Linked DNA regions of Homo sapiens: region 1 is linked to region 2. Evidence: read pairs that join two places in POLR2A ChIA-PET (ENCODE). Cell type or tissue: CD4-positive, alpha-beta T cell. All regions are shown on one strand.

Region 1 (2,500 bases), 280 kb after region 2:
CAATGTGCTGTGTACAAAGTTTTTAATCTCCACAGCAACCAGTTCAGAAGAGGAAGCTGATGCTTGGGCGGGTAGGGGGAATGTTATGTCTCTTTCCTTTTCTCTGGAAAAAAACAACAACTTTCATGTCATCCAGGCTCTCTCTCATCAAACATGAATCTTCTCTACAGCATCTGAAGGCCTCTAGGATTCTTCCTATTAAGTCACATCTGCCTCTGAGCAGGGGGACAAGGCAGCGTTGCACAAAGCCTGTCTCCACCTCTCTTAGCCCACAGTGACCCCAGGAGCTAAAAGAACATCAGAGAAAAACATCACTAATATCTCAAAGATACTGAGTGCTGCTTAGAGTTGCAGTGGCAAAAATTTTTATCCATGTAAAAATGTAGTCCAGGAAAGATTAGTTTGTCTTCCCCTGCTGGACTCCAGCCTATTTCTACCTAATTATTTTTTCATGTGCCAAAAGTACAGGTAGGGAATTCAGGGGGAAGTAAAATAGTGTTTATTGAGTGCAACTCTATGGCAGGCTCTTTATTCACATGATCTCATTTAATTCCCTTAACAATCTTGTAAGGTAAAAATTGTTATTCCCGGTGTTAATGCAATATATGGACACTGAGGCCAAACAGCTTAAGTAACTGGCTGAATGCACAAAGGCCTGGAAGTGGCAGAACTTGGACTCCCATCCAAGTTCTAAAGACTTCCTTCTATGTCCCTTGCACTCTCTGATCGCCCACATTCTCTTTCCCAGCAGTCTCTAGTTACCAAAATTGCTCTCCTTAAAAAAAAAAAAAAAAAAAAAAAAGGCCAGCCACAGTGGCTCACGCCTGTAGTCCAGCACTTCGGGATCCTAAGGCAAGAGGATCACTTGAGCCCAGGAGTTTGAGACCAGCCTGGGCCACATAGGGTGACCCTATCTCTATTAAAAAGAAAGAAAATTAGCCAGGTGTGGTGGCACACACTTGTGGTCCCAGCTACTCAAGAGGCTGAGGTGAAAGAATCACCTGATTACCTGAGGATCACTTGTGGTTCCAGCTACTTGGGAGGTCGAGGCTGCGGTGAGCCAAGATCATGTCACTGCACTCCAGCCTGGGCAACAGAAAGAGATCCTGTCTCAAAAAAAAAATTGCTCTCCCTCGACAGCCTGCTTAGACGGCACCTGGCTTCAACAAATAATGCCTTGAACATTAGTAGCAGTGCTGGGGAGGAAATGAGCTGAACCCAATACACTGGAGATGGTGGCCAGGGGGCCTCTCACAATTCCTGCTCCCACCTCATCCTGTAGCAAAAGAAGCACTTTCTTCCACTTCCTTATTGGTTCTGTGAGGGTTAATTCTATGTGTCAGCTTGACTGGGTTGCAATGTGTTCAGACAGTTAGTCAAACATTCCTCTGGGTGTTCCTCTGAGGGTATTTCTGAAAGAGATGAACATTTGAGCCCGGGCGTGGTGTCTCACGCCTGTAATCCGAACACTTTGGGAGGCTGAAGGAGGTGGATCACCTGGGGTCAGGAGTTTGAGAACAGCCTGGCCAACATGATGAAACCCCATCTCTACTAAAAATACAAAAAATTAACCGGGCGTGGTCGACAGTGTCCCCTGGCACCGCTGTATGTGCAGCAACAGATAGGTAAAATCTAAGGTTTTAGGACAGATGTGTGAAGGCTGCTGGTGAATGGATGGGACCAGGACAAAGAGGGTACCTCAAGTACAAGGTGCTCTTTGATCAAGCCAAGGACCATTACGGGTTGCAGGGTTGTTTCCCTCCCGGTCAGCCCTGACAGCTAAAGGGACATCATTTATGCCAGTGCTCCAAGCCACCCTTCAGCTCTTTTGGTTAAACCAACATGTATGGCTCTGGGCTGGGCATGGTGGTGCACGCCTATAATCTCAGCAGTTTGGGAAGCCGAGGCGGGAGGATTGCTTGAGCCCAGGAGTTTGAGGCTAGCCTGGGCAACATAGCGAAACCCCAACTCTACAAAAAAATACAAAAATTAGCCGGGTGTGGTGGAGTGCACCTGTAATCCCACCTACTTGGGGGCTGAGGTGTGAGGCTCACTTGGGCTTGGGCAGATGAATGTGCAGTGAGCTGTGATCATGCCACTGCACTCCAGGCTGGGTGACAGAGGGAGACCCTGTCTCAAAAAAAAAAAAAAAAAAATGTATGGCTCTGGCATTTTTCACGTTTGCTGAAGCATGTTCCTTGGGGGCATAATGAGAACACAGGAACCTTGTCTATAATGCATAATGACCATCGGAGGAAAGAATCCCCAGCTAGCTCCATTGTCAGCAACTATCAAGAACCTGCTAGGGGGCCAGGTGCGGTGTCTCATGCCTGTAATCTCAGCACTTTGGGAGGCCGACGCAGGCGGATCACTTGAGGTCAGGAGTTCGAAACCAGCCTGGCCAACATGATGAAACTCCGTCTCTACTAGAAAAAATATAAAAATTGTCCAGGTGCGGTGGCTCACGCTTATAATCCCAGCACTTTGGGAGGCCGAGGTG
Region 2 (2,500 bases):
AAATGTGATACTGCACGTAGGCATGTAGTCCAAACATGTATGAGCATGGGAAGAATTGTAATACCTTGAGTTGGTCTGGCGAATAATCTCTGATCTTCTCCCTGTATCCAGTTACAGAAATAAACTCCCTTCTTTCCCAGTCCATCTGCATCTCATTATTGGGCTGTGAGAACATACAGCCAGGCCTGGTTCGGTTCGGGAACATCTCCACCAAAATTTTTTTTTTTAATTAGCTGAGTGTGGTGGTGCTAGCCTGTGGTCCCAGCTACACAAGAGGCTAAGGCGGGAGGATAGCTTGAACCCTGGAGGTCGAAGCTGCTGTGAGCCATGATCATGTCACTGCACTCCAGCCTGGGTGACAGAGCCTAAAAGCAGGGCATAAATTTCCCATTGAGGAAGGTGCTTCCCCACCCACCCAGTACCAGGGAGAGAAGAGTGATTTTTACCAAAGATGGGAATTAACACCAAGATGAATTTGCATAAACAGATCTTTCTAAAATAGCCCTTATCTTCCATTAATTCCCCCATGTTTCCTACTCAGTGCCCCACAATTAGTTCCTTGAAGCTCAAACCCTCTTTCCTTTGTTAAAAAGGTACATAAAACCGCAAGTCTAACTACTTCTTTCCTGAGAACTCTTTTGCATGCAAATATTAATAAAAATGGTGTGCCTTTTCTCCTGTTACTATGTCTTTTATTAGTTTAATTTGCAGGCCCTCAGTTACAAAACATAAGAGGGTTGAGGAAAATTTTTCCTCTCTGACATGTTTCAGTTAAAAAGGAACCAGCCTGACCAACATGGTGAAACCCCGTCTCTACTAAAAATACAGAAATTAGCCCGGTGTGGTGGTGCATGCCTGTAATCCCAGCTACTCAGGAGGCTGAGGCAGGAGAATCGCCTGAACCCAGGAGGAGGAGAATCGCCTGAACCCAGGAGGCAGAGGTTGCAGTGAGCTGAGATCCTGCCACCGCACTCCAGCCTGGGCAACAAGAGCGAAACTCCGTCTCAAAACAAAACAAAACAAAACCAGCTGAAGAAGTTCCTTTGATTAACAGCACAGCACGGAAATGTTAGCTCTCCTTAGCCAAACCTTGAAAGATACTCTTATTTAATCACAGTTTTAAATGTTAGCTTGCTTACCTTAAAAAAAAAAAAAAGCCAGAAGTCAGATATTCATGATGTGAGATAAAATTCTTAAGTGTGGAGGGAACAAAAACTACAACCTTTTGTAAAAGTCACAAAAGGCCAATCTATTGTATCACATATCCTCAAAGAAGAGTCAGGGCATGCTGAAACATGCTGTGTTTTGTTTTTACTAACATTTTCCTTATTACAAAAATGTTACATTCTCATTAGATAAGAATACTTAAAAAAATAAAATATTATCAATATAATTAATGCACTGGTGTTTTTCCTCCTATAACTTTTCTGTGCATAGTTTTCCCTTTCTTTAATTACATGTTATAATGTAATCCTTATAAACATAATTTTAATGATTGAATATGTTTCCAAGGAAAAGAAATATAGTTTACTAAACCATTTCTCTAGTCGTGGACAAAGAGTTGATGGAGACATTTATTGTGTGTGTGCTTTTACATTGACATTTTAAAAACAAGAACTTCTGAAAAATACAAAAGTACAAAAAGTTGCAAAAATTCAATTTCCTACTTTCCTCCCCAGAAATAACCACTGTTTAATTTTATTTTGTGCATATCTTTCCAGACCTTTGTCTTTGAACATACATTCATATTGAAAGGCAAAATCCTTACACAAATTTGCTAAATTAGTTATAAGATTGCTTAACTTTCTCAGGGCAATAAAGACCTGGAACATTTGGAATTAATGTCTCTATCAGGTGGCAAAAGCATCCTAACAATGTATCAATGTTTACAGATTAATTTCTAATCTTATAGAGCAGTAGTGCAGTAGTTTTTCTGTACCTTCGTCAGATGTTGGTTCTTGTCGGCTCTTCATATTTGTGGGTTTTACATTTGAGGATTCAACCAACTGCAGATCAAAATATTTTTAAAAAAGTAGTTGGGGGCGGTGGCTCACGCCTGTGATCCCAGAACTTTGGGAGAACAAGATGGGGGAGGATCATTTGAGCCCAGGAGATTGAGACCAGCCTGAGTACATGGGGAGACTCCATGTCTACAGAAAATAAAAAAATTAGCCAGGCACTGTGGTGTGTGCCTGTGGGACACAGCTACTTGGGAGGTTGTGGTGGGAGGGTCGCTTGAGCCTGAGCAGTTAAGGCTGCAGTGAGCCGGGATCATGCCACTGCAAAACTGCACTCCAGCCTGGGTGACAGAGCAAGACCCTGTCTCAAAAAAACAAAAAACAGGCTAGGCGAGGTGGCTCATGCCTGTGATCCCAGCACTTCGGGAGGCTGAGGCGGGCAGATCACCTGAGGTCGGGAGTTCGAGACCAGCCTGACCAACATGGGGAAACCCTGTCTCTACTGAAAATACAAAAAATTGGCGGGGTGCAGTGGCTCACGC

The links. ChIA-PET counts read pairs that join two places held together with the same protein. Peaks named below come from ENCODE experiments on the same cell type or tissue, not always from the same donor. Only the 100,000 strongest peaks of a DNase experiment are listed, where the experiment ranks them.
Region 1: POLR2A ChIA-PET joins it to region 2 with 5 read pairs; 6 of 35 experiments call an interaction of 5 or more read pairs at or near these places.

Annotation. Positions count from the first base shown.
Region 1 is chr12:31,643,669-31,646,168 of GRCh38, reverse strand. The region is part of intron 1 of LOC124902913 (a long non-coding RNA gene); the gene reads left to right. Among named protein-coding and RNA genes, the nearest start is that of ETFBKMT, 15 kb to the left of the region's middle. In CD4-positive, alpha-beta T cell, no CTCF peak of the experiment used is centred here; no DNase peak of the experiment used is centred here.
Region 2 is chr12:31,927,202-31,929,701 of GRCh38, reverse strand. No RefSeq gene overlaps it. Among named protein-coding and RNA genes, the nearest start is that of RESF1, 31 kb to the left of the region's middle. In CD4-positive, alpha-beta T cell, no CTCF peak of the experiment used is centred here; a DNase peak (open chromatin) is centred at 1,051; H3K4me3 peaks cover 878 bases; H3K27ac peaks cover 1,474 bases.